Linked DNA regions of Homo sapiens: region 2 is linked to region 1. A link is a loop called in an ENCODE intact Hi-C map of the cell type or tissue named here. Cell type or tissue: gastrocnemius medialis. All regions are shown on one strand. Links, peaks and the distances in the headings refer to the core of each region. The heading gives the core; the rest is flanking DNA.

Region 1 (2,915 bases), core at 124-2,623:
CTCCATCTCTCACAATCAATCATTTTCCTTCTCTGGGGTTAAAACCAGTCTTTTCACTGTGTCTCAGGTTTTTGTGGCCTTATTTTCCCAAATCCTTCTCAAGGCACTTTCTCATCTTCATTTTATAGTTTGGACAACTGAACCAACCAACCAGCCACCATGACCTCCTAATTGGGGTCTCATTGCCAGTTGATTCCCTGAGTCAGTCTGCTCCCTGCTGGAATGGTCTTGGGTTGACTCCTGATGACAGTAGTGTGAGCCTGGAGGCTACTCTGTGAACACATTTCTCCCCGTACCCTTCATTTACCAAACTTTAACCCTCTTGTCCTATCATCATCTTTCCCATTTTTGTTTTATTTTGTTTTGTTTTTTCTTCAGACAGACTTTTGTTCTTGTTGCCCAGGCTGGAGTGCAATGGTGCGATCTCGGCTCACTGCAACCTCTGCCTCCCAGGTTCAAGAGATTCTCCTGCCTCAGCCTCCTGAGTAGATGGGATTACAGGCATGTGCCACCACCCCTGGCTAAGTTTGTATTTTTAATAGAGACGGGGTTCCTCCATGTTGGTCAGGCTGGTCTCAAACTCCCAACCTCAGGTGATCTGCCTGCCTCGACCTCCCAAAGTGCTGGGATTACAGGTGTGAGCCACCGTGCCCAGCCCATCTTTCTCTTCTAACCTTGCCCATCCTCTAAACTGGTGTTAACAACAGGAAATTTTAGAACACACCAAAAGCAAATGTCAGTCTCCATTTGATTTGGGAATGGTAGCTGGAACCTTCATTGAAAGAGAACTTTGGGGACAGAGGAAATTTGCCTCTTCATTTAACTGCCTCTTAAGTTTTCAGACATGAACCTGATCTATACCAAACATTACTCTGACATGTGTGATGTGGGGAAAGGGGAGCAGAGGCTCCAGCCCAAGGACAGCTTTGCTGAAACAATATGCTCACTCTGTCCCCTAGTATAAGATCTGTGGACAGTGAGCAGTCATTAAGGTGCAATTATCTGCTCTGTTTTTAACAATCTGAAAATAAACTGGTTATGCCTGATTGTTGCATGCAATTCATTGGCAAACACTTCCATATGTCTGCAACAAAGTGGCACGTCTCAGACTTCAGATTGACATTTGTCATGGCTTTGGGGTTAGTATTTTGCCAAATGTAGCTGAACTTACAATGTGGTAATGATGCCACCACTCGGCAGCTCCGTGGTGCTGAATTATAAGACAGGTCTCATTACCCTAGCCAAGCCCATCAGCTAGATGATTGTGTTAGTTCTCAATTGCTGCATAACAAATTACCCCCAAACTGAAAACTTTAAAATAACAAACACTTACTATCTAACAGGCTCTGAGTGTCAGAATGTAGGAGTGGTTTAGCTGGGTGCTTCTGGCTCAGGGTCTCTTATGAAGTTGCAGTAAAGCTCTTGGCTGGGGCTGCAGTAATCTCAAAGTTCATTATGAGATTCAAGCTCACACTTACTGTACTGTTGGCAGGCATCAGATCCTTGCTGGCTGCTGGTTGGGAGCCTCAGTTTCTTGCCATATGGGCATCTCTATATCAGCTGACCTCCCCCAGAGCAAATGACCTAAGAAAGACTGAGAGAGCAATCAGGATGCAAGCTGGTAGTGCCTTTTATAGCCTAATTTCAGAAGTGATGTATCATCACTTCTGCTGTAATCTGTTGGTCATAGAGACCAATTCTAGAACAGCATGGAGGGAACTACACAGATGTGAATACCAGGAAGCAGGGATCACTGGGGCCATCGTGGATGCTCACTACCACAATGATTTAGACTGAGTTACCTAGCTTGCCCATTCATTCACTCATCCATTCACTCATTTTTTTTTTTTTTGAGATGGAGTTTCGCTCTTGTTGCCCAGGCTGGAGTGCAATGCTGCGACGTTGGCTCACTGCACCCTCTGCCTCTTAGATTCAAGTGATTCTCCTGCCTCAGCCTCCCGAGTAGCTAGGATTACAGGTGCCTGCCACCACACCTTGCTAATTTTTTTATTTTCTTTTTTATTTTTAGTAGAGACTGGGTTTCACCTTGTTGGCCAGGCTGATCTCGAACTCCTGACCTCAGGTGATCCACCTGCCTCGACCTCCCAAAGTGCTGGGATTGCAGGCGTGAGCCACTGCACCCAGCTCACTCGCTCATTTAATCAATGTTTATAGATGCCCACAAGCTCCAGGTACTATTCTTGGTGCTGAGGATCCACTGGAGAAAAAGGGCTGTTCCTGCCATCAGGGGCCTTACGGTAAATTACAATGAAGCATGAAAAGGGCCGTTGTGGGGGAAATTCAGGGTTATGAGAATGTGTGCAAAGTTAGGAATGGCTTCCTGGAGAAAAGGGCAAAGTGACATGGTAAATTACTCACAGTGCCTTAAAGGGTAAGTGGATTGGGGTGGTAGCATGGGAAATTGAGAATAGAATATTATGGGGAGATCCAGGCAGCAGGCAGGGACCCAGGAAATTTAGCCAGCAGGAGGAGAGCCTTTCGTAGGTCAGGACCAAGGAACGAGGTGCCAGCCCTGGGGGTCAGGAGGTAAGATCACGGCTAGTCCAGTCCTCCTAGCAGCCTCTCAATCACCCAACAGGTTACTGGGTCAGGAGAGCAAGCATTGCAGATAAGACGAGGGGAGCTTCGGAGTGGAGGCTGAGGCCTGGTTCCCGGAAGTGAAGAAAGGGTCATAAGGGAATGAATTCAGGGAGGCCGGTGCTTTTTTCTAAGCATTGCCCTGAAACACCTAGATCCCCTCCGAAAGAGGACCACATAGATTAGTGCTGGTGGCTGTGCCTCAGCTGTGGGGAAGGTGGTTTAGGGACAGGAACCAGGGCTGACACCTGAAGAGAAAGTTGCAGAGCAGCAAAGTTTGTCTTTGGTGCCATTGCCCAGATCCTGTCCTGCCAGCT
Region 2 (2,915 bases), core at 98-2,597, 120 kb before region 1:
GAGGTTGGAGTTAAAGTTTAATAAGTGAAAGAAGAAAGCTTTGTGCAGCAGAGAGGGGGGGCCCACCATGTTTATGCCCACAAAAGGAGAAGAAACTTTTTGGGGGGAGCCTGCTGATTATACGGAGAGCTCTCCAAAAACCCTTCCCTTGCTGTCTACCTAAAGCAAGCTGGCTAACTCCTCTCGATACCCCAACCACCTCCCTTATGAGGCTCTGACACTTGGGCTACTAACCCCCTGCTCCAAGTACCCCAGGGCTAGGTAACAGGCAAGCAGGGACAACCATGATGCGCCAGAGCCCACTGAAATTATTCAAACTAGCCAATCCTAAGCCTGTTTGCCCTGCCTTGCCCATTCCTTCCAGTGAAAAGCATGGTAAAGACTCTTGCCCACATTTTCCCTTTGCTCCCTCCGGCTTGTGACCAACCCTGGTACTTCCCCATGTGGCCTTGGATGGCATAGTATGCCCCCTTCTCTTAGGAACTGTGAGTAATAAACCTTTTTTTTTTTTTTTTTGATGGGTTGCAGGTTTTCCTGGGTATATTTTCTTTTTTTTCTTTTTTAAGGATTTTTATTTTAAGTTCTGGGATGCATGTGCAGAATGGGCAGATTTGTTACATAGGTATACATGTGCCATGGTGGTTTGCTGCACCTATCAACCTGTCTTCTAGGTTTGAAGCCCTACATGCATTGGGTATTTGTCCTAATGCTCTCCCTCCCCTTCCCCCCCACCCCTCAATAGGCCCCGGTGTGTGATGTTCCCCTCCCTGTGTCCATGTGTTCTCATTGATGAACTATCTTTTTGATGGCAATCATTTCATCCATTGGCCTCACCATACCTGAATTATGACAATAAAACCTATTTTTAAAAACAGGGTGCTAAAGTTGATAGTGACTGAGATGGCAGTGGGTGAAACATTGTGACAATGTAGGGGAACATAGCAGTAGGGTTGCAAGATGTAAGTGACAGTAATAGCAGCATTAACTAACAGAGTATAATGGTTAACAGCCCGGGAGAGAGCAGGATAATTATGATAATTAATCTCATAAGCATAAGGCTTATTGCTTCACAGAACACTTTTGCACATATTATCTAATTTGTTTCTCACAAGATATGCTTTTAGAGAATATTATTATTCTGTCTGATTATAGAATGGAATAGGACTTCTAGTGGGTTCACAGAACCAGAAATAAAATTGGAGATCACCTGATCCAATCTTCTCATAATACAATTGAGGGAACTGAGGCCCAGTGAGTGGAAGGGACTCTGGCTTTGTCTGACCCCCTCCCTCCTGGCTGTGTTCACAGATGTTCTCTGCTGATTAAGCACAACCTGATTTAGGAGCCATCTCAGAGCCTGGCAGGAGGTAGGGTAGAGCTCCAGCAGCTGGTGGTTTTGAGATCAGCCCCTCAGGCTTCTTTCCCCCTGAAGTCTGGATAACATCCCTTGGTTACTACCCAAGGTCCACCACCTCTGGCTTGGGCCAGGGCTAAGCCAAGACCCCAGGTTGGGTCCTTTCACCTCTGCTTACAACACCTTACAACAGCACCTCTCATAGTCCTTGTGACAGTGACTGAGAAGGACCTGGCCCTCCTACAGGGTAATTGCCTTTATGTCCTTGGGATGGCAGGCTAGTCTGGCACTGGGGACCCAGGCAGGAGATCCAGGTCACATGTGGTTTCATGGCAGTGGCTTGGTTACAAGTCATTTCCATTCCATTAGCCAGTTCAGAGTGGAGCTAGACACAACACTAGGGATACAGAGGCCTGAATGACTGGTCCAGATGCCTCAAGTTGCCTGAAAATGAAATTTGCCTTAGAGCCTAACGGTAGGTGGAATTTGCAGCCTAAGGAGTTGGAGATAAAGTTTAAAGTCCTCCGGGGCAGGGAGCTGGGGATGCTGCTGGAGACATTTCCCTCTCTTATTTCACAAGCACGCACATTTTAAGAAAGAACCACTGGGAGCTGGGGAATTTAAGGTACAACTGATGGATCTGACTCTGTTCAGAATCCAAGAGCTTCCATTTGAGACAAAATTTAATGGTAACAGCAAAGCTCGGTGGCAAAATAAAGTGGCCAGTGCAATCAAAGAGATAGAAACAGCAACAAATAAAAAGCACTTGAATTGTCTGAGCTAGTTTCTGCGTTATTAACTATAGCCAGGACCAGTTCAAAGTCCTGTTGATGCCACCACCGGTAATAAAATCTAACTGCTTCCTCTGGATCACCACTTTCACCAGCAAAACATCGTGCTGTATGTGTGCTGAGGACAGGGCCCAGAGCTGGTGTGACAGTGCTGGTTGGTGGGAACTCCAATCTGAGGGGTGGCTGTGGGTGGCCAGCAGGGTAGGGACCAGGGAGGCAGGAGCATGGTGGCCAATGGCTAGGTCACCAACTGGCTCAAACAGGATCTGGGTGAGCTGTGGGCATAAAGAACTATCAGGTCAGTTAACAACAGAAGGAAGCTGCGTTTTCTGATTTGCAAAGTAATCCTGAACCAGGGAAGTGGATAAGGCAGAAATGAAGGCTGGGGGTCTGAGACAGCACCAGGAAAGTTCCAGATTCCCCGGAGAGGAGCTCACAGCCCTGTGGCCTTGGATCTGGGATAGCTCAGGTTTTAAAAAATTAAATTAAATCAAATTGTGAATCAAATTTTGTAGATAGCTGCACCTGCAGAATGGTCTTTCTAGGCTTTCAAGGGACTAGGCCTCTCAGGGAAGCCCAATGGCCACCTCTCTCCTTAGTTCCCCAGAGGGCTAATGTCCATGACAGGTGGCAGTGCTGTGTCACTGGGCATGGGGTATATATTTGAGCCTCAGTGATAGTCTTTGAATTTTTTCTTCAGGATCCTGCCTCCCACCTCCTGGGATAAGAGCAAAGGGTGGGATTATAGCAAAATATATAGCAATATGAAT

Evidence for each region. A loop is a pair of places that touch in the nucleus more often than their neighbours do. Peaks named below come from ENCODE experiments on the same cell type or tissue, not always from the same donor. Only the 100,000 strongest peaks of a DNase experiment are listed, where the experiment ranks them.
Region 2: a loop joins it to region 1, with 2.4 times the contacts of the local background. A loop is called at or near these places in 4 of 110 quality-filtered maps.

The regions. Positions count from the first base shown.
Region 1 is chr3:183,501,240-183,504,154 of GRCh38, reverse strand. The region is part of intron 3 of KLHL6 (kelch like family member 6); the gene reads left to right. Among named protein-coding and RNA genes, the nearest start is that of KLHL6-AS1, 46 kb to the left of the region's middle. In gastrocnemius medialis, for the core only: a CTCF peak has its summit at 1,190; no DNase peak of the experiment used is centred there.
Region 2 is chr3:183,618,495-183,621,409 of GRCh38, reverse strand. No RefSeq gene overlaps it. Among named protein-coding and RNA genes, the nearest start is that of KLHL24, 16 kb to the left of the region's middle. In gastrocnemius medialis, for the core only: no CTCF peak of the experiment used is centred there; a DNase peak (open chromatin) is centred at 1,629; H3K27ac peaks cover 996 bases.